2 separate regions of the Mus musculus genome follow, and region 1 is linked to region 2. A link is a loop called in an ENCODE intact Hi-C map of the cell type or tissue named here. Cell type or tissue: heart. All regions are shown on one strand. Links, peaks and the distances in the headings refer to the core of each region. The heading gives the core; the rest is flanking DNA. Region 1 has its middle 24 kb from the start of Ccl9. Region 2 holds the start of 1700020L24Rik (RIKEN cDNA 1700020L24 gene).

Evidence for each region. Hi-C counts contacts between places; a loop is a spot of excess contacts. Peaks named below come from ENCODE experiments on the same cell type or tissue, not always from the same donor. Only the 100,000 strongest peaks of a DNase experiment are listed, where the experiment ranks them.
Region 1: a loop joins it to region 2, with 8 times the contacts of the local background. A loop is called at or near these places in 4 of 42 quality-filtered maps.

Annotation. Positions count from the first base shown.
Region 1 is chr11:83,547,075-83,562,529 of GRCm38, reverse strand. No RefSeq gene overlaps it. Among named protein-coding and RNA genes, the nearest start is that of Ccl9, 24 kb to the left of the region's middle. In heart, for the core only: a CTCF peak has its summit at 5,999 (motif pointing left); a DNase peak (open chromatin) is centred at 5,818.
Region 2 is chr11:83,431,826-83,447,280 of GRCm38, reverse strand. It overlaps 1700020L24Rik (RIKEN cDNA 1700020L24 gene), which reads right to left and starts at 9,587. Exons shown (of 3, transcript NM_025492.3): 1 at 9,524-9,587; 2 at 6,685-6,994; 3 at 6,049-6,605. The coding sequence starts at 9,536. The coding sequence ends at 6,359. Mmp28 (matrix metallopeptidase 28 (epilysin)) reads left to right here. Exons shown (of 8, transcript NM_001320300.1): 5 at 2,215-2,460; 6 at 2,921-3,070; 7 at 3,355-3,522; 8 at 4,336-6,513. The coding sequence ends at 4,730. It overlaps Gm51913 (a long non-coding RNA gene), which reads right to left and starts at 2,945. Exons shown (of 2, transcript XR_003949748.1): 1 at 2,888-2,945. In heart, for the core only: CTCF peaks have their summits at 4,195, 6,300 (motif pointing right), 6,579 and 6,784 (motif pointing left); DNase peaks (open chromatin) are centred at 4,280, 5,860, 6,400 and 6,760; H3K4me3 peaks cover 3,296 bases; H3K27ac peaks cover 2,413 bases; H3K27me3 peaks cover 2,948 bases.

The DNA.
Region 1 (15,455 bases), core at 2,833-10,832, 110 kb before region 2:
TCGGGGAAGTAAGGTTCAAAGCCCTGTAGACCATGAAGAAACAGAAGCAGGAAGCACGGGACCATGATTGGCAGATTGGAACTGAAATGGTATTGTCTTCCCTCCCTCCCCCCACTCATTGAAGGAACTCAAAGTTAGCTATCAACCTGAAGACCTAATTGAGTCTATACACACAAAGGAAAATCCCCACCCAGCACAGAATATAAAACTTGCCAGAAACTCCCAACCTGAAGGACTTTGGCTGGTTACATTTGTTTTGAACAGAATTATTCCTAGTCTTTTCAACACACACTTCTTCATTCCTAAACACAAGGTACTTAAGCCCTGGCCAACCTAAAGACCTCACATAAACCCATTGCAAACATCATACACAACTCCCAGCCTTGTGAAGCATGGGTGGCCAGTTGGCAGGGAGTAGAATATAAAAACTATATTCCTTGGTTTGTTTTTTTTTTTTTCTACTCTTGTGTGACACAAAGGATTGACCCCAAGTGAGTGAAGGCAATGCACAGACACAAAGGACTTTAAGTTGGGACAGAAAGGAAGTAAGAAAGTCACTCTGGAAAACATAAAGAGCACTTTCTGGTCCCATGCCCCCTCTCTGGCACCATGAAAATTTTGGTTGGACAGCCTAGTTTCCCAAAGGATACCTTTACAAATGTTAGTGGCCCTCAGAGAGTCCAACTGAGCACACATTTCCTTCTGAGGAGAGTCTGTGTGCGTACACACATGACCAACTACCGACTGCCAGAGCTGGACTTAGGGCACATGGTTTATAAATTCCTGCCTTTAGGGGCTGGAGAAGCAGCTCAGGGGTTAAGAGCACTGGTTGCTCTTCCAGAGGTTGTGGGTTCAACTCCCAACACCCGGACGATGGCTTCAGTCCCAGAGGAGTCAAACAACCCCTCTGGTCTCTGTGAACTTTAGGCATGCATATAGGACCCAGACATAGATGAAGGCAAAACATCCATACACATAAAATAGCAAATCAATATAAATCAGTTAAAATCACTGGCTCCAAACTCACATAGCTAAATCCAGGTTCAAATCCCAGCTCTGCAACTTTCTATGAGGCTTTGGATAAATACTAAGTCCTTCTAAGGCCGGTTTTCTCATGTATAAACTAGACCTACCTCTCAAAGCTGAAAGGAATAAGAAGCCATGTGAAGAGACAGAGTAGATAGTAAGTGCTCGCCAAACTGGCCTCATTATTTCAGTGTGATTTTCTTGTGGGACACAGACCCTAGGTCAGTGGACAGATCCTGTACATTGTCAACTTGACAAAATCTAGAATCATCTGGGAAATTTTTTTTAATTGCTTTAATTGATGTGGGGTTTACCATCAGCAGCAGCAGCAGCTTAATTGATGTGGAAAGACTTGATTATGGGTGTGTACCATTCCCTAGGCAGGAGCTCCTGGCCTGTATGGATGAAGAAGGGAGCTGGGCAGCAGCTTGCATTCCTCCCTCTCTGCTTCCTGATGTGGTGTGACCAGCTGCTTCAGGCTCCTGCCATCTTGAATTCCCTGCTGTGATTGACTGAACCTTTGTAAATTCTTTTGTCTGAGTATTTTATCCTGCAACAAGAAAAGAAACTAAGGCAGCCAGGAGGGAGTTTTCTCTCACTGTGAAAGGAACTGGCCCAAAGAAGGCAGAAACCTGAGCAAGGACATACGATAAGTCATTGGCACATTGGCGTATTGGTTACTTTCCTATTGCTGTGATATAACGTGGAGACTGCTGTGATTGCAGAAGAAAGAGTTTAATTGGGGGGCTTTTGGTTCCAGAACGTCCGTAACTGTCGAATGGAGGCAGCAAGGCAGCAGCCAAGAGAGAGAGATCACATCTAGAGCCACAAGCAAGAAAGGGACAGAATAGGGAATGGTATGTGACTTGTGAAACCTCAGAGCCCACCACCAGTGACAAACTTCCTCTAGTAAGGCCACACCTACTTGACTTCCCCAAACAGCACTAAGAACTGGGGACCAAGTATCCAAATGCCCGAGACTCATGGGGGACATCTATCTCACTGAAACCACCACAGTACAGCTCACCCTAGAACTGTGGACATTATTTTTTAATTAATTCTTTAAGAATTTCGAATATATATTGCTTGATATCCACCCCCATCCTCCTCCAACTCTGAGAGCATATTTATTTATGTGCTTTATGTATATGGGTGTTTTGTCTGCATGTGCACCTACATACCAAAAGAGGACATGAGATCCCATTACAAATGGTTGTGAGCCATCAAGTGGAGGCTGAGAATTGAACTAAGATCCTCTGGAGGAGCAGTCAGTGCTCTTAACCACTGAACCATCTCTCCAGCCCTCCAAGCATATTTTAAACAAAAGAAATCTCAAATCTATGTAAACCTGCACCTCTTCTGAGTATGAAAGAGACAGGTTCATCTGACTAAGGAAAAAGACATGTGAGCTTGAGCCCAAGGCCTCCTGCCCCATGGTGTGCCCTGCCTGGGGCTTGGTCTCCACTCCGCTATTTCTTCTTCTTCTTCTTTTTTTTTAGTTTAATTAATTTTTATTTATATGAGAACACTGTAGCTGTCTTCAGACACACCAGAAGTGGGCATCAGATCCCATTACAGATGGCTGTGAGCCACCATGTGGTTGCTAGGAATTGAACTCAGGATCTTCAGAAGAGCAGTCAATGCTCTTAACCCCTAAGCCATCTCTGCAGCCTCCCCCCACTCGCCCCTTTTTTTCACTCAGCTATTTCTCAATTCCTGCTCAAAGGCTTTGAAGAAGCAATGCAGGAGAAACAAAAAGAAAAAAAGAAGAAGAAAGAAACTTTTCATTCTCTCCAGAGCATGCATTAATTAGAAATGGCCTTAAGATCTCATCTGAAAAGTGGAGCTGAAGCATCACCGAGATGCTGTGACCCACACAAGAGCATCACCGAGATGCTGTGACCCACACAAGAGCATCACTGAGATGCTGTGACCCACACAAGAGCATCACTGAGATGCTGTGACCCACACAAGAGCATCACTGAGATGCTGTGACCCTCACAAGAGCATCACTGAGATGCTGTGACCCTCACAAGAGCATCACTGAGATGCTGTGACCCACACAAGAGCATCACTGAGATGCTGTGACCCTCACAAGAGCATCACTGAGATGCTGTGACCCACACAAGAGCATCACCGAGATGCTGTGACCCACACAAGAGCATCACCGAGATGCTGTGACCCACACAAGAGCATCACCGAGATGCTGTGACCCTCACAAGAGCATCACCGAGATGCTGTGACCCACACAAGAGCATCACTGAGATGCTGAGACCCTCACAAGAGCATCACCGAGATGCTGTGACCCTCACAAGAGCATCACCGAGATGCTGTGACCCACACAAGAGCATCACTGAGATGCTGTGACCCACACAAGAGCATCACTGAGATGCTGTGACCCACACAAGAGCATCACCGAGATGCTGTGACCCACACAAGAGCAGCACTGAGATGCTGTGACCCTCACAAGAGCAGCACTGAGATGCTGTGACCCTCACAAGTCTGCAGAGAGCATTACAAACAAATAGAAAACACTTCCTTCATCTTAAAAACTAAAACAAGATTCCCATGGGTGAAACAAACCCTGTCGAAAAAACACATTGGTGACCACACTTAAGACAAGAAGCTCCCCTCCCAGGATGTGGTATAGACTAGGGCAGGGACTTCAGAAGAAGGGTCCCTGATTAGAGCAAGAGAAGAAGCCATCAGCCCCTATGACCTAAAGGGGAGTAAAAAGACCAAGGGAGAAACTGGAGGCTGTGGACTGACCAGCAAGGACACCCTGCTCCCTGGGACCCTCAGAGGTCCCCAGGGGAAGGAGACAGGAGATAACTCACATCCAGCACCACATGATCTGAGACACAGCCAGCACCCAGAGCCACGAGTTAGAAACTGAGAGCTGTGGTGCCAGTCCTTGAAGACTGACAGACATTGTGTGGAAGCTCTGGAATCTAGAACTGGGGAAATGAACCTTGCAAACAGGTCCCAAAAACCAGGGATGTGATTGGCTAACTTCATAACAAAGGCCTTCCTGAGGAGATGACCTTAACCTAAGGGCTAAATGAGTTGAGGGTAATAGCTGGAGACAGTGCAAAGGCCCTGGGGCAGGAATATTAACTTGGTGAGGTGAGTAGGGCATGGTGGGAAGCAGCAGCCTGAGCACTGAGGCGAGCAAAGGCAGGCATGGTGGAGCTTGGGAGTGAGAGTAAAGAGTAACTCATCTCCGGCATGATGGAAAGCCGTCATCAAAGCCGTACCAAAAGTATATCACCTGATATACATCCCTAAAGCAGCACTGACCGTCATGCAGAGATGGATTGATGAGGTCCCTGGAGACCAGTTAGGAGACCCCTGCAGCAATCCAGGCTACAGATGCTGGTGGCTTGAACCAGAGGGGCACAGATGACATAGAAGAGTGTGAACAAAGTAGGGAAATGGCTGAGGGGCACAACTAGAAACGTGCACTGAGAAAGACTCGGGCTTAAGCAACTAGGTGAGTGTTGGTGTCATTTACAGAAATGAGGGGAAAGCCATCTAGACAGTGTTAATTTCAAAATGGCTTTCTGATGACGTCAGTGTGTTGAGTAGAGAGCGAGCTACATGGTTCTGCGGAGCTAGGGAACAGCTTGACTCTTCTTTCTTTCTCTTTGAAGAAAGGGGATGTATCATGAGTACAAGACCCAGGAGCTGTGGTAGAGAGTGGGGACAGCACAAGGACAGAGTAGCCAGGGAGACAAGCGTATCAGGAGAGTATGGTGATCTGGAAGCCAAAGGAGGGGTGGTGGGAGGCACAGAACCTTAGACTCTCATGGGTGTTGCCATGACATATGGAAGAAGAGAGAGATGGTCATTGAAAGTGACTGGAAGCTCGGAGGTGACCTTGACGAGTGAAGATTCAACGGCAGTGCTGACAGGAGCCCAGTCAAAAGGGCAGGAAAAAGAATGGGACTGTGGAAGTTGGGCCAGCATTAGAACCAACACTAAGATGGTTTTATGAAATGAAGCAGGAGCCAGAGCCCATGGGGGTCCCAGGGAGGATGTTGGTTTGAGTTTGGGTTTTTGAGATAGACGGTTGCTACACAGCCCAGTGGTCCTCCTGCCTCACTCAGCCTTTAGAGTGTTAGCATCGCAGGCTCGAGGACCACCCTGTGCTCAGGGAGGATTTTTAACGATGTGAGGACGTAGAGCATGCATGTGTACTGATGCATGAAGTACTCGACCTCTCTCGGTTTCAGGGGGCAGGGCTGCAAAACAAAGCGGCAGGTTTCTGAAGAATAGGACTGGTTCACATGTGCGAAGGCAGCCTAGACAGTAGTACTCCCAGGTAAGGGAAGGCAGAGGCAAGATGCTTTGTGGTTCACACACTGGCTATGACAGCAGAGAAGTTGATGAGAAAGAATTAATGCCATGAACAGCACACGCCCTGTGCTCTGAATGCACACTCAGAACTTGACCCTCCCTGACTACCACAGGAGTTTTTACCTCTGTACCCCAAACATGGGGTTTCTCTTGTGCACCACAGAGCACAGGATATTTGAGTGGCAATTTTCCCAGTTCTTCTAAGGACAAAGCATAACCTGCCCCCATTCCTAGATGCACGAGGGAAGTGAATCCATTGCATTTGATGCACGATTTAAGGCAGCGGAACCAGCTGCCCGGCTTCCTTAGCTGGACAAGTCGTTTCTTTTCATTCTGACAGCTTTCTAGTCAAGGCCCTGGGTATCTGGCAGGCCTCACAAAACATCTGTCGTGAAATTTACACAAAGCTTGGGGGTGGAACATGGCAGTCACTGTCATAGAGGCATTTGGGCTGCAAGCCAGGGGTCAGGGCCTAGATGTATGACTACAAGTATTTTAAGTTGTGTCCTGGAGGATGGGAAAGATTTGTAGCTAATTTAGGACTAACAATCCTGGGGGAAATTGGACTGACTTAATCCTGGAAATATAGGTGGATATTGCCATCTAGTGGTTAAAAGCTGAAATGAAAACACGTGTTACAGAACACGTGTTGTCTGTATGTCCAGTAACTATGGAACCTGCATCTTCTCTCCTCTCCCCCGACTTCTCTCCTCTTTGGGGAACTGAGGGTTTTGGCCTAGACTGAGGACACACGCGGAGATCAAACCTTGCTCTGATAGATTTTACCCTTGCATGCATAGAGAGATGATAGGCATCAGCGTCCATGAAACAGTGATGCATGCAGAGAGACCATACACACCCATGAAACAGTGAGACTGACTGAGGGTGCAAGAGGACAGCTTTGTACCATCAGATAGGACAGACCCTTCAAGAAGTGTGATGTTAGTAGGACCCAATTAAGGGTTGGATTCACCAGTCTCCCTGGATTAGATTTCTGGCCCAGAGGTGTACAACGAAGTGAGCAGGTGTGCAGTAATGCCTCTCTCTCTCTCTGTGTGTGTGTGTGTGTGTCTGTGTGTGTGTGTGTGTCTGTGCATGTGTCTGTGTGTCTGTGTGTGTCTGTGTGTCTGTGTGTGTCTGTGTGTGTGTCTGTGCATGTGTGTGTGTGTGTGTCTGTGCATGTGTCTGTGTGTCTGTGTGTGTCTGTGTGTCTGTGTGTGTCTGTGTGTGTGTCTGTGCATGTGTGTGTGTCTGTGTGTGTATGTGTGTGTGTCTGTGCATGTGTCTGTGTGTCTGTGTGTGTCTGTGTGTCTGTGTGTGTCTGTGTGTGTGTCTGTGCATGTGTGTGTGTCTGTGTGTGTATGTGTGTGTGTCTGTGCATGTGTCTGTGTGTCTGTGTGTGTCTGTGTGTCTGTGTGTGTCTGTGTGTGTGTCTGTGCATGTGTCTGTGTGTCTGTGTGTGTATGTGTGTGTGTCTGTGCATGTGTCTGTGTGTCTGTGTGTGTCTGTGTGTGTGTCTGTGCATGTGTCTGTGTGTCTGTGTGTGTCTGTGCATGTGTCTGTGTGTCTGTGTGTGTCTGTGTGTCTGTGTGTGTCTGTGTGTGTGTGTCTGTGCATGTGTCTGTGTGTCTGTGTGTGTGTGTCTGTGCATGTGTCTGTGTGTCTGTGTGTGTCTGTGTGTGTGTCTGTGCATGTGTCTGTGTGTCTGTGTGTCTGTGTGTGTGTGTCTGTGCATGTGTCTGTGTGTCTGTGTGTGTGTGTGTCTGTGCATGTGTCTGTGTGTCTGTGTGTGTGTGTGTCTGTGCATGTGTCTGTGTGTCTGTGTGTGTCTATGTGTGTGTGTCTGTGCATGTGTCTGTGTGTCTGTGTGTGTCTGTGTGTCTGTGTGTGTGTGTCTGTGTGTGTGTCTGTGCATGTGTCTGTGTGTCTGTGTGTGTGTCTGTGCATGTGTCTGTGTGTCTGTGTGTGTCTGTGTTTCGTTGACCTACTTTTATAAAATTTTGTATAAAATTTTAATGACAGATTTGCAAATTCATCTGGAATAACAAAAAACCTAGGATAGCAAAAACTTTTCTCAATGATAAAAGAATCTCTGGTGGAATCACCACGCCTGACCTAAAGCTGTACTACAGAGCAATTGTGATAAAAAAACAAACAAACAAGCAAAAAAACAAAACAAAACAAAACAAAAGAAACCCTGCATGGTACTGGTATAGCAACAGATAGGTAGACCAATGGAATAGAATTAAAGACTCAGAAATGAACCCACACACCTATGGTCACTTAATCTTTGACAAGGGAGCTAAAACCATCCAGTGTAAAGAAGACAACATTTTCAATAAATGGTGCTGGCACACCTGGCGGTTATCCTGTAGAAGAATGCGAAATGATCCATTCTTATCTCCTTGTACTAAGGTCAAATCTAAGTGGATTAAGGAACTCCATATAAAACCAGAGACAGTGAAACTTATAGAGGAGAAAGTGGGGAAAAGCCTCGAAGATATGGGCACAGGGGAAAAATTCCTGAATAGAACAGCAATGGCTTGTGCTGTAAGATCAAGAATTGACAAATGGGACCTCATAAAATTGCAAGGCTTCTGTAAGGCAAAAGACACTGTCAATAAGACAAAAAAGGCCACCAACAGATTGGGGAAAGATCTTTACCTATCCTAAATCAGATAGGGGACTAATATCCAATATATATAAAGAACTCAAGAAGATGGACTCCAGAAAACCAAATAACCCCATTAGAAAATGGGGCACAGAGCTAAACAAAGAATTCTCAACTGAGGAATATTGAATGGCTGAGAAGCACCTGAAAAAAAAAAAAAGTTCAACATCCTTGCATCAGGGAAATGCAAATCAAAACAACCCTGAGATTCCACTTCATATCAGTCAGAATGGCTAGGATCAAAAATTCAGGTGACAGCAGATGCTGGCAAGGATGTGGAGAAACAGGAACATTCCTCCATTGTTGGTGGGATTGCAAGCTTGTACAACCACTCTGGAAATCAGTCTGGCAGTTCCTCAGAAAATTGGACATAGTACTACCGGAGGATCCCGCAATACCTCTCCTGGGCATATATCCAGATGTTCTAACTGGTGATAAGAACACATGATCCACTATGTTCATAGCAGCCTTATTTAAAATAGCCAGAAGCTGGAATGAATCCAGATGTCCCTCAACAGAGGAATGGATACAGAAAATGTGGTACATTTACACAATGGAGCGCTACTCAGCTATTAAAAACAATGAATTTATGAAATTCTTAGGCAAATGGATGGATCTGGAGGGTATCATCCTGAGTGAGGTAACCCAATCACAAAAGAATTCACATGATATGCACTCACTGATCAGTGGATATTAGCCCAGAAACTTAGAATACCCAAGATACAATTTGCAAAACACATGAAACTGAAGAAGAACGAAGACCACAGTGTGGACACTTCACCCCTTCTTAGAATTGGAAACAAAACACCCATGGAAGGAAATACAGAGACAAAGTTTGGAGTTGAGACGAAAAGATGGACCATCCAGAGACTAATCCAACCGGGGGTCCATCCTATAATCAGCCACCAAATGCAGACATTATTGCATATGCCAGCGAGATTTTGCTGAAAGGACCCTGATATAGCTGTCTCTTGTGAGGCTATGCCAGTGCCTGGCAAACACAGAAGTGGATGCTCACAGTCAGCTATTGGATGGAACACAGGGCCCCCAATGGAGGAGCTAGAGAAAGTACCCAAGGAGCTGAAGGGGTCTGCAACCCTATAGGTGGAACAACAATATGAACTAACCAGTACCCACAGAGCTTGTGTCTCTAGCTGCATATGTAGCAGAAGATGGCCTAGTCGGTCATCATTGGGAAGAGAGGCCCCTTGATCTTGCAAACTTTATATGCCTCAGTACAGGGGAAACACCAGGACCAAGAAGTGGGAGTGGGTGGGTAGGGGAGGGGGTGGTGGGAGGGTATAGGGGACTTTCAGGATAGCATTTGAAATGTAAATGAAGTAAATACCTAATAAAAATTGGAAAAAATTAATGACAGTAATTTAAAGTCTTGTTTCCTATTTCGTCATGCTTTTATCTTAACATCAGGGAAAACTAACACTAAAGACCTTTTGAAAGCCCACATGAAAATCACTGCCGTAGTATCTTCCTAAAATAAATACATATATATAAAGAGTTGTAAGTGAAGATACCGTGTAATAGGAGAGATAATACCCCAACGAGGCATCACATGCTACCAAACTAAAAACCCCAGTGGCAGCAGTGGCAGGAATGGGTTACATCTTTTTGAGTAGTTTGCCCTAGGAGTCCCATAGACTCCCCCAACATTACAAGCTTGGTTATTCTTTACAACACTAAGGCACCATGGCTGAGGATACCACATCCTTACATTACAGAACGTGGAGAAATCGAATTGATACTCATCTGGGAGCTTCCCCTCTTCTGGCTCTGAGGCTAAGGACCTGAGACAAGATAGGCCATGGGAAAAACCTACTACTACTACTACTCTGTTAAATAAACATAGTCATAAAACGAGCCCTAATGACATATTGCTATAGCCATAGATTAGCGCGCCACTCAACTCCTCAGAGAGGCTTCTGGAAGTAGATGGTAATTAAAACAGAGGCTCACAGTGTGGGAAGCCATTGCAGAGTGGCAGTTACAGAGTGGCAGTTACAGAGTGGCAGTTACAGAGGGGCAGTTACAGAGTGGCAGTTACAGAGTGGCAGTTACAGAGTGGCAGTTGGCTACTGCTGGCCACCACACATACACAGGCAGTAAAGGTTCTTTTGCCAAGATGAGGTTTTGAGAATTAACCAAAGTTAACCAATCAGATGAGAGACAAGTTAACCAATCAGATGTGAGACACGCCTCTCCTAGGCATATATAAGCAGCACCAGTTCTGGGCTTGGGGTCTCTTTGCCTCTGCAATCAAGCTCTCCCAATAAACGTGTGCGGAAGGATCCTGTTGCAGCGTCGTTCTTCCTGGCCAGTCAAGCGCGCGCAAGATCACAGCTGGACAACATGCAAACAGTGAAAGGATCGGAGTCAGCACAGGAACACCGAGACCAAGTCCTCAGCACAAAGGAGATTTATTTACCTCAGAGGGACAGAGGGCAGGGAATAAGAGACAAGGACATGAGATAGAGAATAAGGGAGAAGGGGAAAAGAACAAGGGAGAGGAGGGAAGGGGTATTTGCCCCAGAGGGCCAAATGACTGCCTCTGGCTAAAGAGGAGACAGAAGTAGCCCATAGGTAAATGACAGTTCATAAAGGGAAAAGGGGAAACCCTGAGTTAGGACGACTTGGCAGGTGTGGTGGCTTGAATATGTTTGGCCTAGGGAGTGGCAGTATTAGGTGGTGTGGCCTTGTTAGAGTGGGTGTGGTATTGTTGGAGAAAGTGTGCCACGGTGCGGGTAGGCTTGGAGACCCTCCTCCTAGCGACGTGGGAGCCAGTCTTCTGTTTGCCTTCAGAACAAGATGTAGAACTCTCAGCTCCTCCAGCACCATGCCTGCCTGGATGCTGCCATGCTTCATGTCATGATGATAATGGAAACTTAGAACCAGTAAGCCAGCCCTAATTCAATTAAACCCTAATTAAATGTTCTTTATAAGAGTTGCCCTGTCATGGTGTCTCTTTACAGCAGTAAAAACCTAACTAAGAGAGTAGGTTGTTGTTGGTTTTTTTTTTTGTGGGGGGGGGGGGGGGGTTTCGAGACAGGGTCTCTCTGTATAGCCCTGGCTGTCCTGGAACTCACTTTGTAGACCAGGCTGGCCTCGAACTCAGAAATTCGCCTGCCTCTGCCTCCTGAGTGCTGGGATTAAAGGCGTGCGCCACCACGTCCAGCTTTTCTCTGCTTTTCATTATGACTCTCTCTCTCTCTCTCTCTCTCTCTCTCTCTCTCTCTCTCTCTCTCTCTCTCTCTCTCTCTCTCTGTTTTGCTTTCAATACATCCCGACCACAGTTTCCCTTCTCTCCACTCCTTCCTCTCTCCCTAACTCCACCTCCCCTCTCCCCTAACTCCACTCCTCTTCTAGTTCTCTTTAGGAAAGAGCAGACCTCCTGGAATATCCTCTGAACATGGCCTAAAAGACACAGTAAGTCCAGGCATGACCCCTCATGTAAGGGCTGGGTGAGACAGCCCAATAGGAGGAAAGGGTCCCAAGAGTGAGAGATGAGAGTGTCAGAGACACCCCACTCCCATTGCTAGGGGTCCCACAACAACACCGAGCTAACAGCCACGTATCATATATGTAGAGGACCTAGTGCAGAAGAGCCACGCAAGCTCCACGATCGCTGCTTCAGTCTCTGTGAGCCTCCATGAGCTCTGCTTTGTTGAATGGCTTGCCTCTTTAGCCGGGTGTCTTGAGAGCTTGTTGGGGTAACCGGGATCCAGGCTTTGACCTTAAAAATCTCTAGTAATGTGACATCAATTAAAGCTGCCATTGAGGGTAGATATAATTCGTTAAAACCTTAGTAGAAACTATGTGGTATTTCTGGACAGTGGCCCAAAGGAAGGAACCTGGAGCAACAGTCACCACTGGAGAATAGAGGGGAACCACAGAAAAGAGAAGCCAACAGAGGGGAAATCCCAAATTCTTTGTACACACTTAGTCTAAGCTTCTGGCTTGAACCAAACAAACTTCAGTTAGACTGAAAGCATTTGGCAGCGAAAGAAATAGACCAAGATCTGAGCCGCTATCCACGACAGGGTGCAGTTTGAACCCGAGCTTGTGGTCTGGTGAGACAAAGACAGAAACTCATCAGAGCAGTGCGGTAGAATCTCCAGAGTCACCACCATACTCACAGAGTCACCCCCATACTCACTTGTCCAAGATAAGATCCAAAATGACTCAACAGGAAGTGAGACCCAACCTCAAGCAACAGAGATAAGGGCATCACCAGGGAGGAACTATAAAGCTGTAAGAAACAAAAGCCCAGCCAGTGAGATGGCCCAGGGGGTTGAAACGCTTGCCCCCAGGCCTAACAACCTGAGTTCCATCCCTAGAGCTCTCATGATGGAAGGAGAGAAATCAACTTTTGAAAATTATCCTCTGACTTCCACATGCTGTGCTATACAAATAAATAACTGTGAAAAACCACTCTTACTTCTGAAGCCTACCATAGACCTGCTTGAGTGATTTAAAAATATAGACTGGGCTTTAATGCATTGCTCATCCAGGAAAACAAATGCTGAGTAGCCTGCCCCACTGCCAATCACCCCCCCCCCCACGTCAGACTCCAGTATCAATGTTCTTCAGGTGGGTTACACACAGAAGTCACGAAACACAGCACAGGCAAGGATGGAAGCCAGAGAGCTATGTGCTGCCTTCGCACACATCTCCCACAAGGCACTGGTGTACAGCACAAGAGTGCGTATCACACAAACCTCAGTTCAAATCCCAGCCCCATCACTCAGGACATAAAGGCTAGCAACTGCAAACCCCCAGTGTACAAAAGGATTCATCTCACTTGACCCCAGGTCGCACCCTCTAAACCTGACCTGAGCTCTACTAATCGTGGCCAAAAGAGCTAGTGTGCTGAAGACCAGCAGGCCAGCCAAGGCCTACCTTTCTGTGGTGCTAACAGAGACACTGAGAGATGCAGTCTCGTCTGTGCATGTACTTAACTAGCCGATTGACCAAACCAAGAGTCATGGCTGAGTCTTGAATCACAAGTGAAAAGAGTGGATGTACTAGTCAGTTGCTGAGAGGCGTGATAAATTGGAACCCTGATCTATTTACCACAGGGAAATCTGTTACGTTCTGGGAAAATCTGTTATGTTCTCAGTTTCACTGTCCCCAATCTTGAAAATAGTCCCTAGATGACAAGCTTGTGGAGTGAAGTTTCAATACAGATAAACAGGCTGCAGGACATATCACTCCAGGGGATGCTATCCCAAACAGACCTCTTTGGCACAAGGATTACCTTGTTGTTATTATTTTGGGGAACAGCAGGCACAGGTGGACAAGAAAAGGACCCTTTTGTAAGAGAAATTCACAGCTAGACAAGAGAAACTCTATACACGGGGGGCGGGGGGCATATCTCTGTATCAGAATACCTAATCAACAGAGAAACACCAGCGTAAAGCTGCATTTCAACTTACAATTCCCAGGTCACACTCCATCACTGGGGGAAGTCAGGGCAGGACCTGGGGGCCTCTCAGGGGTGCTGGTACCAGCTAGCTCTTTGTGCTTGCTCAGCCTGATTTCTTTCTTTTTAAAAATATTATTTATTTATTTATTATTCATTTTCTGTGTATGGGTGTTTTGTCTGCGTGCATGTATGTCTGTGCACTGTGTGCTTGCCTGGTGCCTGGCAACTGGAGTTGCAGGTGGTTATGAGATGAGCCCTGGGACTTAAGCCTGGGTTCTCTGGAAGCCCAGCCAGGGCTCTTACCACTTACCTATCTCTCTAGCCCTTCAGCTGTTTTCTTAGAACAGGTCATGACCACCTGCCCAGTGGTGGCGTGCCTGGGGATGTCCTCCTCTCTCACATCAATTATTAATCAAGGCAATATACTCCAACAGACTTGCCTACAGGCCAGTCTATGGAGGCATTTTCTCGACTGAGAATCTTTCTTCTCAGATAACTCTAACTTGTGTCAAGTTGGCATCAAACTAACTAACACACTTGTGTACTGCAAAGCTTGCAGCCCAGAGTCTACTGCAAAAAGGTAAATTAACATAACAAAAGCAGAGGCTGGAGAGATGGGCTCCGCAGTTAAGAACACTGGCAATTCTTCTAGAGGATCATGGTTCAATTCCCAGCACTTACACGATCCAGAGACATACACGGAGGCAAGATACCTACACATAAAATAGTAATAAAATATTACAGAGATGGTATGGTTTAGAAAAAAAACAAGAGAATGTAAATATATTTAATCTAACTGCTATATGACCTAGAGCCTTCAGAATAAAAACTAGGGAAAATTATGTTTTCGTGGACAGCATGCAGAAGTCCCAGTAAGGGACAAAAGCCCATGCTGTAGGAAGTCACAAATGAGACAAGCACAGACTTAAAGCTGTGTGTGCTGGTTCTTCTTGGCCTCTGGGTCTGCGAGAAGCTCCTCTGGAATGAGGGTCTGCCCTTTTTCATCAGAGGAGAAGGCAGGGGAAAGGGCAGAGACTCACCTTCTGACTACTGTGGTTTCCTCCGTTTCCTGAGATCACAATTCTACAGATTGTGTGTGTGTGTGTGTGTGTGTGTGTGTGTGTGTGTGTGTGTGTGTGTGTGTGTGCTGCAGTGCCACATTTTGGGATAGTGTATTCCATGCACAATCAGAATCATGTTCTCAAGTGTGACCAGCCTGGGATACATTCAACCCTGTTTCAAAATAAAAAGAATTCAGAGTAGGCTTCCTTGGAAAATCCTGGTTTGGAATCCCATGTAGTTACAGTCAAATTCATACTCTCTCTCTCTCTCTCTCTCTCTCTCTCTCTCTCTCTCTCTCTCTCTTCTCTTCTCTTCTCTTCTCTCTTCTCTCTTTTCTCTCTTTCTCTCTCTCTCTCTCTCTTTCTTCCTCCCTCCTTCCCCTCTACCCCTAAAAAGTTTCTCCAGTATGGTAGTCTTAAGACAACCAGACTTCAACATCTGGGAAAACCAGAATGCCAGTGCCACCTCAAATGGAAGACACATCAGCACACTGTGGGTGTGCAAACATCAGCACACTGTGGGTGCTTTAGAAGCGTCGCATCTCAGTTCGTGTGTGGATAGGAACATAATACAGTATCTCACATGAGTTGCTTTATTTTAAATAAGACAAAGTATTCGAGGCACAGAACATACTGCCATAGTTCTAGCTCTGTGTGACTTTAATTTAATTAACTTCAGTGTGCACTGACGACATAGTCTATAACATAGATACAGCCATTGGACCCCTGCCATGGGGCTATTGCAGGAGCTAAATGGGATGATCGATATAAAACCCTACGTAGTGTCTTTGGAGTACTAAATCAATGCTCAGCCAATTCCAGCACTTTTTTTTTTTTTTTTTTTTTTTTGGTTTTTCGAGACAGGGTTTCTCTTTGTAGCCCTGGCTGTCCTGGAGCTCAC
Region 2 (15,455 bases), core at 2,428-10,427:
GTATGCTGGGTTCTTGGAGAACATTCAGGAATCCTGTCAATTCCTGCTTCTAGACAGGCCTGTGCTTCTGCTGTTCTCCAGAGTCGGCTTTCATAAGATATCCCGAGTCCCCCATCAGCCCCTTCCTCCCCTGTCCCCTGATAACCAGGAGCCTTTACCCTACATTCACAGAAGTGCTTCAGAGATCATAGCCACAGCCGGGTCCATTTGTCCCCAGCCGGAAGGCTTCCTCTGCAGTGTGAGCCATTCTCCCATTCTGCTCCGCACTGGCCTTCCGAATCTGGCTATGCGCTATTTGCGCTCCTCGGTGAGAGCTGAGCAGGCTGAGCAGTGCTGGACACAGCTGATGTTCCTCCTGCCCTTGTCAGTCCCTGCCGACCTGGGCTCCTAGAAGGCGATGCTGAAAGGACTCTTGATGAGCTAACATTGTCACAGTACCATTTGCTAACCTCTGTCAGGGTCACCTGCCTCATTTGAAGGTGTATATGAGGGCCACGACCTAGAAGCCACATCTAGTTATTTCTGCGGGGACCCAGACATACCTGTGACAATCACTGAAGAGCTGACTGTCTCTGCTCACCACTACAATGGGCAGGGTGAGAGGCCTAGAGGAGTCCTGGCAGGGGGAAGACACATGTTTACAGGAAACTAGATATATCAGCCAGGCGTGGTGGCACACACCTGGAACCCTGGCATTACGGTGGTCATGAAACTGGGGAGACGGTTCCATGCTGTGCAAGTGTGAGGACCTGGGTTCAGATTCTCAGCACGCACGTAACCCCAGCAACTGGGGGATGGAGACAGGAAAACCTTGGGGGCTCACAGAATGGCAAGCTTCAGGTTCAGTGCAAGGCCCCTGTCTTGAAATTGATAATAACAATGATATGATAGTGGAAGGGGCTGGAGAGGTGGCTCAGTGTTTACAAGTGCCAGCAGCTTCTTTGAAAAACCTGACTTTGGCTCATTCACAGTGGCTCACAATCATAACACCGGTTCCAGGTAATCCCACACCCTCTTGGCTTCTGAGGGCAACAGGCACACGTGGTACACACAGACACATATGCAGACAAAATACAATCAATTAGAAATTTTAATGGGAGGATGTAGGGACCCCTCCCTACCTTTAATTCTAGCTCTTGGGAGGCAGGGACTGGAAGAGCTCTGAGCTCCAGGCAACCCAGAGCTGTATAAAGACATTGTCTCAAAAGATTTTAAAAAAAGAAAGAAAAGAAAAGAAGCCCTAAAAGCTCACGCCTTTAATCCCAGTGCTCGGGAGGCAGAGGCAGGTGGATTTTTTAGTTCGAGGCCAGCCTGGTCTACAAAGTGAGTTCCAGGACAGCCAGGGCTATACAGAGAAACCCTGTCACAAAAAACAAAAAACCAAAACAAAACAAAAACAAAAACAAAAAAAGGGAGGGGGGATTAAGTTAAAAAAGTGACTGAGACAAGAATCCCAGCATCAGCCTCTGGCTTGCATACATACGTGAGCATACATGCAACATACATGCATTTACACACACACACACACACACACACAGCGTAATAAGACCCTGTCCAAATAAAGGCTGGTGGTGGTATGACTCATGGGTATGGGTGAAGGTGCTTGTCCTTGCTGCCAAGCTTGCAGACCTAAGTTTGATCCCTGGGATCCACACGGTAGAAGATGAGAATTGAGTTCCCCAGTTTGTCCTCTGATCCCCACATGGCACATCTGACACACTTAAAACAATTAAAAAACCAACCAACCAAACAAACAAACAAAAAAAAATCCAGAGTCTCTCCAATGTAGCCCCTGCTGGCCTTGAACTCCACACATAGAAGCACATTGTTAAATCTGCAGATTCCCGAACAGAACACACCAAGTGCCAAGGTTAGGAAGCCTCGAACTCAGAAATCCGCCTGCCTCTGCCTCCCAAGTGCTGGGATTAAAGGTGTGCGCCACCAACGGTCCAGCTTCAGATCAGGAATCTTATCAGAGAGGTTAAGCTATCTGTCCAACGTCACACAGTAAAAAGTAAATCTAGTACTGGAACTCAAGCAGTTTGGCCCCTAGCGGAATCTACCGTGTACTTCCTCTCTCTGATGTTTAGTCACTTGCTCACCTGCCCGCAACCCAGATGGAAACTAGTAGACCACACCCACAACGTTGGAGTTGATGCCTGAGGGAGGGAGTTCTGGGTCTTGGCTCACCCGGACCCTCCACATTATTCTCAGGGGGTGCCCTGGCACACGCCTTTCTGCCCCGGCGGGGCGAAGCGCATTTCGACGGAGACGAGCGCTGGTCTCTGAGCCGCCGCCGTGGGCGCAACTTGTTCGTGGTGCTGGCGCACGAAATCGGCCACACGCTCGGTCTCACGCACTCGCCCGCGCCACGGGCGCTTATGGCGCCCTACTACAAGAAGCTGGGCCGCGACGCCTTGCTCAGCTGGGACGATGTGCTGGCGGTGCAGAGCCTGTACGGTGAGCCTCTGGGGTCTTCAGACTCTGGCTCCTCAAATAGGATATCCCCACCTCCACCCCTCTTCAGTTCCTTGCTCCCGGTCCTTCCTTATCCTGAAGCCCCTAAGGCTCCCTTGAAATCTGAATATCCGCGAGTCCTGCTTTCTCTCTCCATCAGGTCCAAGCCATCCATAAGAACAAACCTCTGCCCTTAGCTCAAAACCCTTCGGTCTCCCACTCTCACATTATCTCAGAAGGTCACTCTTTCCTGGGCTGTTGAGTGGGAGAGATTTCTGGGGATAGTTGCGCACTTGGATAAAACCAACAACCAGGGCTACACATACCCCTTACTCTTTCCTTCAGCCTGTCTCAGATCATAGGCGGAGCAGAAGGAAGGGTCTTGACCCCACCCCCCCCCACCCCACCCCCCTTTCCCATATGCTCCTACCCATGTCCTCTCTCGCCCTTCTTGGATCGTAAGGAAAGCCTCTGGGACGCTCAGTAGCCACCCAACTCCCCGGAAAGGTGTTCACTGACTTTGAGGCCTGGGACCCCCACAACTCCCAGAGCAGACGCCCGGAAACCAGAGGTCCTAAATACTGCCACTCTTCCTTTGATGCCATCACTGTAGGTAAGATGGTCCCAGCCATGCCTGGTGTCTGTCTTCTGTCCTCCACATCTCCAGGGGTCCAGAGCTGAATTACAAGGTGTGAGGAATGGGGAGATCTAGGATATAGAAATCCTAAAACCACTCAGGCCCAGCAAAGAACTCCCGCTTCCCTCAGCCACGCCCTCTCCACGCCCCCTGCATGCTACCTTCCGCTTGTCTGGGAAACTGGGTTTAGGGCAGCCCCTCCCCCCCCCAAATCATCAGGAGGCCAGTAGCCTTTCCTCATGTCTCTTATCTCGGGATAGATGGGCAATGGCGACTGTATGTCTTCAAAGGGAGTTACTTCTGGGAAGTCACAGTTGATGGCAATGTTTCAGAGCCTCGTCCACTACAGAAAAGATGGCCAGGACTGCCACCTGGTATTGAGGCTGCTGCAGTGTCTTTGGAAGATGGAGACTTCTACTTCTTTAAAGGTACCAGCCTTGAGTCAGCTAAGATTAAGACGTGGTGGGTGGGTATCCTGCCTGAGGAGAAAGGAGGGGGAAGGTCCCCAACAATGAGTCCCTGGTGAACTTGCCACCTCAAGTTAAACCTGTGGCCCAGAAAGACTCCTTTCAGAGATGGAATGGGGAGCATCCAGTGTCCAGGGTGTTCCGTGTAGAGATTGTAGCGGGGGGTGGGGGGACTGCTGCTCTCCAGTCTGCATCAGCAGAAAGTCTGGCCGCGTCTGCCCTGGCACCCTGGCACTCTGGCACCCTGGCAGTGTGAGGTTGGCATGTCACTTAGCTTTTGGAACTTGTGATAGGGAGTGTAATACTCTTGGATAGGGAGTGTAATACTCAGGTGTGATGAGGAAGCCGGATAACATGCAACGACTGAAGGGTGGACTGGACGTGGTAGTACTGTTATGAGCCGCATCCATTCCTTCAACCAACGCTGAGTTCCTTGTGTCCTAGGAACAGGGAGAAGGAAGGACCGGGAACAAACACCTTTTCCCTCAGGGAATTATTAGTAGTTGGAGACTGAAGAAAAGTTCAAGCTTTCCCAATCTTCCATTCCATACCCCATCCTCAACCTCCTCCTACCTTCCCCAGCCCGGGATTGGGTTCATTGAGTATTCTCTGCTCTCTGCTGACATCTGCTGAGCGATGTATAAACTACAACTGGCTCCAAGGAGACTGTCTAGGTCTCCGAATAGAAAGGAGTAGGGACCAGGGTGAGAGAGATGGGGTGGAGAGCCAATGAGTGAACGCCTCCAGCTCACTATGGTTCTCAATGCCCCACAGGGAATCGTTGTTGGAGGTTCCAGGGCACGAAGTCCGTGTGGGGGTTCGCACAGCTCTGCCGGGCAGGTGGTCTACCCCGACACCCGGACGCAGCTCTCTTCTTCCCGCCTCTGCGCCGCCTAGTCCTCTTCAAGGGTTCCCGCTACTACGTGCTAGCTCAAGGAGGGATGCAAGTGGAGCCCTACTATCCCCGCAGCCTGCGAGACTGGGCCGGTGTCCCCGAGGAGGTCAGCGGCGCCCTGCCAAGGCCGGATGGCTCCATTATCTTCTTCAGAGATGACCACTATTGGCATTTGGATCAAGCCAAACTGCGGGTGACCAGCTCCGGTCGCTGGGCTACCGAGCTGTCCTGGATGGGCTGTTGGAATGCCAACTCAGGAGGTGCCCTGTTCTGAAGGCTCCCCATCACTGAATGAACCGTGGTTGCTGCCTCCTGAGAGGTGGGTCCTGTCTAGGAAGCCCCTGGACTTTGCAAGAACCTCTTGAGCAGTAAGGACTCCAAGCAGGAAATCAATCAGCATTTGTTCTCCGGGATGGAAAGAGAACTAGGGTTCCCATAGCCTTTTCCCTCAAAGACCTTTTTCCTTCCCACTAGTGTGTGTATGTGGGAAGGTGGTGAAGATGAAGGTTCTGGTGAAGATGTCCCATGCCCACAGTGCTGAGTCCCAGGAAGATGCAAAACTCAGCTGAGGTTGGAGACTGTATCTGCAGGACCCTCCCTTTCAGTGCCTTTCAGGCTCAGTTCTTGGGGAATCACCTGCTATTTCATCAGAGACTTCACCCCAGCTCCTACCCTCAGCAAGCTGGGATGTAGTGAAGCCTCGAGGATCCCCACTGTCAGAGGCTCTCTTTTGGTTCAGGATGCAGAGCAGGAGGGAATGTGTTCCTCCTGAGCCCGACTTGTTGTCTGGGCTAATGAAGAAGCACCCCCCAGCTGGTCAACGTAGAGGTGCAGCAGACTTCCCTAGATAGAATTGTCTACCCTTCTCAATAGAAGCACATGGGTACTGGGTGCTGGAGACACAAGGACCATGCACTTACATCCAACCCAGCTGTGTATGGTTATCATGGAGAGACAGGGTGAACCTCTCTTCAAAATTCAGGACATTTTCACCCCATTTGCCTCCAAGTTGGACATCTTGAGCATCAGGAAGATGAAAGAGGGCCCTTGGGGGTCCGCTCAAGATGTAGCCTCCATTGCGATCTTCAGGCTGCGTGAAGCCCGTTTGCCCGCAATGGCCCCGTTCTCCAAGGCCACACAGCCAGCATTCCGAAGCTCATGCAGTCTAGCAAGAATAGCTGGGATTCCTGGAGAAGGAACCAGCCCCCTGCCTTCCCCTTTTGTCTCAGCCTGTCTCAGTATTAATTTTAGCATCTGGATCTCCAGCCCTCTCTCCTCCCTCTCCACCTACCAGTGCACACACACACACACGCACAATGACCACCAACAGCCAGCTCTCAGGGAGGGGAGAATCCGGCAAGAGAGCAGCCCGAAGTTCCCCAGAGGCATTGCTGGCCACGCGCCCTCCTTTCTTCTCTGTGCAGTGGACAGAATGGCCTTTGACTGCCCTTGGATGCAAGTGCTTTGTACTGCCCTGTCCCAGGGAAAACATGGAGGAACCTCCCTGCTAGCCCACTGCTGTCTGGGTTGTACCCAGCGGGAGAGAAAGGAGAGTCTCATCTTTATCACTCTATTCCACCTCAAGCGACTCTGATTGGAGACTTTATTGCTGATTAGAAGGAAAGAGGCAATTTATTAAGAGGGCTAAGGACACCCCGAGGCTATCTTTCTCCAGGGTAAGCCGGAGAGAGGCCAGAGGACCTGAAAACGATGCAGGCAAGGTTGTGTTGAAGGCGTGAGGGTCAGGAGGGCTGTAGGTGCTGGGTACTGTCTGGGGAGGAGTGCCTAGTTTCTTCTATAGTTCCGCAAGACAACAGATGGAACCGTGAACCGACGGTGGGCCTTCTCACCGGTAGGAGGCGCTAAGGATGGCGGCTTGAAGGGACAGTTCTGTGGAACTCACTAGAGATAGAAGAGTTTGGAGCATTGCGGGCTCGGAGGCTGGGAGTCAATGAGCTCAGAGTTGCCGGTGGCCTCTGCCTTACCCAGGTCAGGGTGCTCAAGAATACAGTGCTCCACGTAGGCCGGGTGGCTGTGCAGAGTCTTGCATTTCTTGCAGAAAAGAATCTCACAGCGCGCACAGCCACCCCGGCGCGGTGGCCGCCGCCGCGTCTCCAACACGCACGGTTCCTCCGGGGCACCCCGCTTCCTGCGGGCCGGGGACGTGAGTGCTCAGAACCCGGAGACCCTCCTCCCTAAGGCTCGGTCCCAGGTTCTTTCCGTCTCACCTGTCTGCCGGGGCCGCCAGGCCACCCAGCAGAGCGAACGGGCTAAGCCAACCCCAGAAGCTGCTGTCTGAGCGTCGCAGCAGCGCCACCTGCTGGCTGCTGGACTCCTGGCGCAGCGGACTGTAGGACACAGAGCGGGCCTCGCGCTCTTCCGCGTCTCGGGAGTCCTCCTCCGTCTCGGTCGCGCTCTCGGGGTCTGACCTCTCTTCCACCGACGACGAAGACGAGGACGACGATGAATCGTCCTCCAGATCCTCCTCCCTGGCCTCGGGATCCTCCACCTCCTTCCTCCACAAAGGAGTCTTCACGCCTGTAGGCGGGGACAGGGTCAATGCAGCCTGCTGCCCTGGCTGCTTGCGGGGGGGGGGGGGGGGGAAGACGACGACGGACGGACGGGACGGAACGGTGGGGGGGGGGGGGGAGATGCCTCCTGCCGGCTGTTACTTGCGAAAGGGCTTCGGAGTCCCAGATTCCCGGACTGCTGCCGAGTTCCCACCCTCTTGAGCGTCCTTGCTAAGGATTCCAAGCAAGTCACCTGGCTTCCATCAAGCTCCATTCTCCCCCGCGCCACCCCCCGCCACCCCCCCCACCCCCACACCCCCACCCCCGTCTCTGAAGCGGGAAAAGTCGCATCTACCTCAAGAGTGTCTGTGAGGCTGACTTTAGTATGTGGGTAAAGCAGTTTCCTGCTTGGCGTTGGGCAAGCAATCAACGAACATATATTGCCAACCCGGAAGGAGGAGGGTTACCCAACATTAATAAACCAATTGCCATTTCAATAGGTGGTCATTTATGGGTTGTTTTTTAAATGAATTAGTTGTGTATTATTAATAATTATTAATACAGTCTCACTATGTTGTTCTAGCTGAAGAGGAAACTCACTATATAGACCAGGCTGGCCTCGAACTCACAAAGAGCCTCCTGAGTATGTTTGTTTCTAAGTGTGGCTTTCCCTGGTGGCAGGAAGCCCAGTATCACTGGAGGTGGGGTGGACAGGCATAGCTGACTAAACCAAAAACAGATCTCAGACTTGACCAATTGCAAGTGGGTTTCGGCCACACCAACCCTCTACCCAACACTTTTGTCAGCTCACAAGCAACTTCTTGTAATAGATGAGGGCCTGAGGCAAGTCCTTCAGCTGACACAGAAAATAAGCAGGCCTTCCTGGGAGGTATTCATCATTCCCTCAGCAGATATTCCTCTAGCACACAAGCAGCCCCGGGACAGCTAGATTTATAGTGCAAAGAAGGGAGCACGGGGGTGGAGGAGGGTTTGGGCTTTGCCCTGGAAAGATCCAGGAAAATATCCATAGACCCATCCATCCGTTTCCCAAGTTGAGAATTGAGCAGAATAATAGTAATGGGCAAGAAGGCGTGTGTGTGTGTGTGTGTGTGTGTGTGTGATTGTAATAGTTAAAAATTGCCAAAAAAAAAAAAACAAAAAACAAAAAACAAACAAACAAACAAAAAAAACCCCTAAGAGTTTTTGTGAAGGAGTTTCTGGGTTGGTTTAAGTGATGTGGGAAGACCCATCGTGACTATGAATGACATCATCCCACGGGCTGGAGTCTGGGGCTGAGTACAAAGGAGAAAGCAAGATGCCCTGTGTCCTGCGTGCAGATGCCATATGACCTCTGGCGTTGCCACCAGGATTTTGCCATCACAATAGACTGCACCCTCAACGGTGGCGAGCCAGACTAACTGTTTCCTTCTTTAAGCTGCTTCTGTCAGGGATTTGTCATAGCAAGAAGACAGCCAACTGGCCGCTAGGTACCATGTGTTCAACTTGCTTTTCATGGTGCTGCTTCATTCCGGCACCTTTCTTAGGGGTGAGGGGGCGGGCCTCGGAGAAGGTCTCTAAATGTGATCAAGAGTATTGGTAGTGAAGTCCAAACCTAACACAGCCGAAAGAGGTGCTGGGAGACATTTTGGGGAAGAAGTGGAATAGGGAATAGAGTTGGAAAGGAGGTTAGGGCTTGGAGCGGATTGTCAGTAATGTGGAGCCACGCATGCGCAGTCTGTATTGTAGCATGTTCCCTCCAACAGGACAGGGGACTTTAAGAATCTTTGCAGAAGCTGGGCAGTGGTTGCACACGCCTTTAATTCCAGCACTCAGGAGGCAGAGGCAGGTGGATTTCTGAGTTCAAGGCCAGCCTGGTCTACAGAGTGAGTTCCAGGACAGCCAGAGCTACACAGAAAAACCCTGTCTCAAAAAACAAAAACAAACAAACAATCATTGCACAAATAGGTGGTGGCTCATGCTAATGGACTCAGCACAAGAAAGGCTGCAGCAGGAGGATTGCTGAGAGCTCAGGCTAGCATCCTGTGCTATGTAATAGATTCCAGGCCAGCCTGGGCTACAATCTGAGTCCTATCTAAACCCCCTCCACTCTAATTTTGTTTTGTTTTGTTTTGTTTTTATTTTTGTTTTTGGGAGTGGAATTTTCTTAATTGTTTGGGTTTTTTTTTTTTTTTTTTTTTTTTTTGTAGCTCTGGCTGTCCTGTAAACTCATTATGTAGACCAGGCTAGCCTCAAACTCACAGAGATCCACCTGCCTCTGCTCCTGAGTACTACCATGCCTGTCTTGCCCACCCCCCTCTGAAAAAGATCCTTAGCATGCAGGCCAGAGGAGACAGAGAGAGGTCCGAACAAGCAAAGATAGGAGAACTGATGGAGGAAGACAAGAATATTTAGGGAGGAGAAAGCTGAGGATTGTAGAAGCACAGATGGGAGACTGGGAAAAGTTTAATTTTTCTAGCATCACCATGGTGGTGGGCTGGTTGCTTGAGATGGGTCAAGTGGTCCTATCTTGGTCCACACCCTTTCTAGCCCCACTCACCATGTTTATCCATTCTTCCCAATGCTGTACTGCCTGTTCCCTCTGGTCAGGGACTGGGATGTAGGGATGCCCAGTGCCTATAGAACTCCACATGGTTTCTAGGGCATCTGTTAGATCACAGGGGGTGGGACTAGAATCTCAGCTGCCCATAGGCTCTGCTTAGAGACCGATGCCTTTTCTAGAATCTCCAGATTCAAACAAACCCCACATGCCCCCTACCTTACCCCAGGGAAGATTTCAGTGAGGATAGCTTTGGCCCCAGTAGGCTGGGTTTGAATCCCAGCTCTTCCACATAAATATAAAACCTATCAGACCTTCAGCAGCAGTCATTTACAGGGACAGTTATTCAGTTAGGCCATTGCTGGGGGTGACACCTAGATGTGGGCACCTGGAGTCATATCCTTGAGTCATTCCCTAAGTCCCACTATTCCTTGACAGACACACCTAAGCCAACAAAGCTTAGGAAATTGAGACCCAAATGTTCCAGCTGTTCATCTCAGCTGCCTCCCCAGGCTCGATCTACCCACCAGCCCTTTGTCCTTTACTTTTCTTAGGGTAATTTGGGGGTTTATGGAATTTCAGTGTGTGTTGAAAGCTGAAGAGATCTTTCAGCAGGTGAAAGCACAATGCTTTTGCAGAGGACACTGGTTCCCAGCACCAATATGATGGCTCACAACTGTCTACCACGCCAGTTCCAGGGGATCTGGCACCATCTTCTGGCCTCTGTAGACACCAGGCAAGCACATGGCGCACACACGTGTGCAGGCAAAACACACATACATAAGATAAAGAAATCTTTTTTTAAAAAAAATTGTAGTGTCATAAAAATAACACTAGCATGAGATTACATAAAGATTTGTTCTCACAGAATAAAAGGTCACAGAATAAAACCAGCTTTCAGTGAAAACGTGAACACACAATCTTTTTTTAAAAAAGATTTATTTATTATTATATATGTAAGTACACTGTTGCTGTCTTCAGACACCAGAAGAGGGCATCAGATCTCATTACAGATGGTTGTGAGCCACCATGTGGTTGCTGGGATTTGAACTGAGGATCTTTGGAAGCTGTCAGTGTGCTTAACTGTTGAGCCATCTCTCTAGCTCTGTAAACACACAATCTTACGGGAATATGGGCAGCATGCCTGCTGCACTTACATGCTACCCAGGAACCCCCTGGAGAGGGGACCCCACTGAGAATGTGTGAAAGCTTGGAATGGAATGTTTCCCATCCAAAGAGAGGGTTCAGCATCGGAAAAGAATGAGCTGCATTTATTAGCAAGCCCAAGCACTGCTTCCCGCTGTTCATAGAACATGCCCAGAGAACAAGGTGAAGCCTGATACCAAAAGGTGATGCATGCCTGTGCTTCCAGTATTCAGGAATCTGAGATAGGTGATTGGTGATTGTGAGTTTGAGGCCAGCCTGGGCTATAAATGAGATCCTAGAGGGAGGGAGGGAGAGGAAGATGGATTGGTACAAGATCCATCATTTTTGGCAATACAGATGACTTTAAATCATCCATATGAGTCTCTGTTGGGACCTTCTGGAACATCCTAGCTTGTATAAATAAAGGGAGCAGGGTTTTGGAAGGTTGAACAAAGGTCAGCTCAAGTGTATCTGGCTGGTCAAAGATTAAAATGTCTAATAGCAATGGTCCCAACTTCATACCATGTGTTCACCCAATTAGCCAAAAGGTAGGGGATGCAGGACTGGTTCAATGTCCTGATGACATTATTAATGGCCACAGGCATCATCCAACTCTATGGCTTGTGCTGAGAATTCTCTGTCACTGAAGCCACTGGCTGGTGTGGGTACCAGATACTGTTTCCTCTCTCTCTCCCTTCTCTTGCCTTCCCTCCCCCTCAGCTGGCCAGCACTGGCCTCCATCCTTCTGTTCCCCAATCAAGGCATTTCCTTAGAACCAGATTTTGCTGGATTCTGGGAGGTACCCATTCTCTCCACAGTCCCTAGGAACCTGCTAGCTTTCCTGCCCCAAGCCTTTGCCTTCAAGAACTCACTGAGCAAAATCTGAGACATTATCTCTCCATCCTTCCCCAAACCGGTGGCCCTAGGAGACAGCACACGCTCCCTGTTCTACAGTTCAGAAGGCCTGTGATTTCAGCCCAGCCAGATATCTCTCTGATCCTGGGGTGGAGCTGTACCAAAGTCACCTGTCAGCTGTCCCTGACAGTAGAGTTAGAAGTGCTGGAGAGAAGAGCATGTGGCTTCTAGGGACACATCAGGAAAGAGATTCAGGGCAGAGCAGTTTCCTGTGCCTGTCTGTAGGCGTCTTAGCCATAAACAACAGAAAACAGGCTAAGTGGGAAAGATTTCCCTGGTTATGGGGGAGACCATAGAACCACTGAGCAGTTGGGGTGAAGGAGATTTTGGGGCCTGGCACCACAGCTAAATTTCTACCACAGAGCACAAATTGTGAAGCGTTGCATCTATGGCTCCAGGAATTCGGGTGTATATGTCACAGCTGCCCTAAGAATGAGCTCTTCACTGCTTCTGGGTACCAATGGCCCTATTTCATGGCCCACATTGGTGAGCCCAATAGATTCTAACCAAGGTCACAAGCTAACCAAAAGGGACTGGGGCCCATCAAACTCTCAAAGATAGAACCAGATGCCTTCTGGGTAGGGAACACGCCAGAAAAGCCGGCAGCCTGACTCAGGCTGTAAAATTCATGGTTCTTCCCAGTCACCTCTGCATAGGCAGGACAAACACTACTTTATCTACTAGTGGACTTGTGGCTTCCCAAAGTCATTTTGCCTGTAAGTGACAGCAGACCAACTCACACTAACAAGACAAATGGGTGAATGCACTCTTCCTTTGTCACAGATGCAGCTCTGTGCCTAAATCTCCCCTTAATTTCTGTTCATCAACACATTCTCCGACCTAAGAAAATATGAACACAGAATTTCTCATTTCTTTCTTTTTTAAATAAAAAAGTTACTTGTCTTTATTTTATATGTATGAGTGTTTTACCTACATGTACATATGCATGCCTGGTGCACATGGATGCCAGAAGACAGTGTTAGTTCCCCTGGCTCTAGAGATATGGATGCTTGTAAGCCAATATGTTGGTGCTGGGAACTGAACCGAGGTCCTCTACAAGAGCAACAAGTGCCCTTGACCCCTGAGCCACTTTCCTGGTCCTCACATTTTATTTACAACATTAAGTCTTTCCAGTTAGAACACAAGTCTCCCCAACTCCCTTCCAGACCTAACTAAATCTCTATTACAATCCTCTGCTAGTTCATGTGGAGGTTTAAACCTCTGAGGTTGGGTCAGCAAGATGGCTCATAGCTTAGAAGGTAAAAAATATTTTTGGCCAAGCTTGGGGACCTGAGTTGAATCCCTAGGACCCACATGTTGGAGGAATAGAACTGACCCCTGCAAGTTGCCCTCTGACTTCTGCATGTATGCTGTGATGCGCACATACATATGCATGCATGTTGAAGTAAAAGTTGTATTTAACTAAAAAAGACTAGAGATTTTTTAAACTGTAGTTTACATAACTTAAGGGTTGGCAGGTTAGATTCCATATGTACACACAGTACACAGTCTGACTTTGTGTGGATGTTGCATTACATGTTAATTGCGTTGTAAAAAACAAAGAATAATATGTAACTCAGACAGTATATGGCACCAAAAGCCAAAAGATTCGTTACCTGATTGTCCTTTTTTTAAAAGATTTGCTTTAATTTATTATATGTAGGTACACTGTAGCTGTTTCCAGACACACCAGAAGAGGGCATCAGATCTCATTAAGGATGGTTGTGAGCCACCATGTGGTTGCTGGGATTTGAACTCAGAACCTTCAGAAGAACAGTCAGTGCTCTTAACTGCTGCGCCATCTCTCCATACTACCTGATTCTTTACACAAACTATAAAGTCAAGACTTATAAAGATTTTGTCTGTGGGACTATTGTATGGTTGGGACTATAATTTGTCTCTGTCTCCACTTCCCCCTTCTTCCTTTTAGTTAAGAACCATCTCTGGACATTGACAGGGCACATGGCCACCAGCTATAGTTTCACCAGCTATGTGGGGCCAGATGCCTAAACCTTGGTGAAACTCATGTGGAAAAAAAGTTACGTATATAACTTACACTTCACATCTTTAAAGGAAGCCGTCAGAGCCCACACACTCTCTGCATCTTCACAAATTTAGGGAAAACAAAGTTCTGGGAAGCCAGGATGGATTCTGTAAATGATGATAATATCTGGAGGGAGCCACAGATAGAAAAAAATCATTGGGCAATGTCATGAACAGAGCCACCCTTCTACCTAGAACCACTTGAGCTTTGAGGTGGTGTGTGTGTGTGTGTGTGTGTGTGTGTGTGTGTGTGTGTGTGTGTGTGATATTTCCTTCTGTTTTAGGTGGTCTTTTTGTTTCTTGTCCATCTGACAGGTAGACAGGCTGACAAGTGGTTGGCCATTAGGCAAAAAATAAGAACTCTAGTACCTAAGGTCCCCTGTACCCAAAGGTCTTGTGTACCCGAAGGTCCTCTGTCCCTTTATCTCTGTGTTTGTATGCCAATTCTTCTCTTCTCTATGTGTACGGGGAACAATGGCTTCACAACTGTATAGCTAAAACCCTAACATCCAATTGGTAGAAGCACTTCTCCTTGTAGCTCCAATTCAGAAGCCACAGAAAAGGGGCCTGGGGAGATGTCTGGCTGCTCTTTCAGAGGACCTGAGTTCAATTTCTAGCACTCTCATGGTGACTCACACTCTCCAGTTCAAGGGGATTCGATGCCCTCTTCAGCCTCAAGGGCAGTAGGTATGCACGTGGTGCACAGCCATTCATGAAAACAAAACATTGACAGACATTAAATAAATAAAAACAAATTTTATAGTTTTTTTTAATTGCAGATAGGGCTCTGTGTGGATGATCCTGGGTCATATGGTCACCTAGATGAGAAGCTTCTGAGGTGAAAAGGGGAAGATTTTTGCCATTCAGAAGACATGTGGCAATAACGAGAGATGTCCTAAGATGTTGTAACAATCTGGGGTGTATACTATGGGCATTTGGTGGGCAGAGGGCAGGCATTCTGACAAATATCCCACAGTGCTCAGGACAGTCCTCTACAATAAAGAGCTAGATAACCAGGGCCTCAGAGTGTCAAGGCTGAACACACTACACTGTTTTAGACCAATCCTATAAACTCTGCAGGAGCAACATGGAATGTGGCTACTTGTCATCGCCTGGGCTAAGCTACCATTGCCATCCTTAGATGGTGTTGGTATTCCAAATGTTGTCCAGTTATTCCTGTGGTCCTGCAGTCCCTCCACACAGCTGCCTGAGTAAGGGCATGACCCTGCCCTCAGCTCTACAGTATACTTCCCATTTCACTAGGAGAAAGGCATCCCCCTGCCAGGCCTGGCTGACTTGGGGCCTCATTTTTTTTCTCAGTCTCATGTCTGTCCTATCTTTACTGTTTTTTTTCTTTCAAATTTTATTTATTTAATGTGCTTGCTGCTATACCATGTTCTGTATAACGTGCATTCTTGGCCTGTTGCCCATGGAGGCCAGAAGAGGGTGTTGGATCCCCTGCAGCTAGAGTTACAGACAGCTGTGGGTGCTGGGAGTCAAACCCAGATCCTCTGGAAGAGCAGCCAGAGAGCTCTCAACCTCTGAGACATCCCTCAACCTTCTTCCTCCTCTTCCTCCTCCTCCTCTTCCTCTTCTTCCTCCTCTTCTTCTCTCTCTCTTTTTAAAGATTTATTTATTTGTTTTTCTATCTATCTATTTATTTACGTGAGTACACTGTAGCTGTGCAAATGGCTGTGAGCCTTCATATTAGTTGTTGGGACTTGACATTTTTTTTAGGACCTCTGCTTGCTCCAGTCAACCCTGTTCTGGTTGGCTCTGCTCGCTCAGTCCCTGCTTGCTCTGGCTCAAAGATTTATTTATTATTATA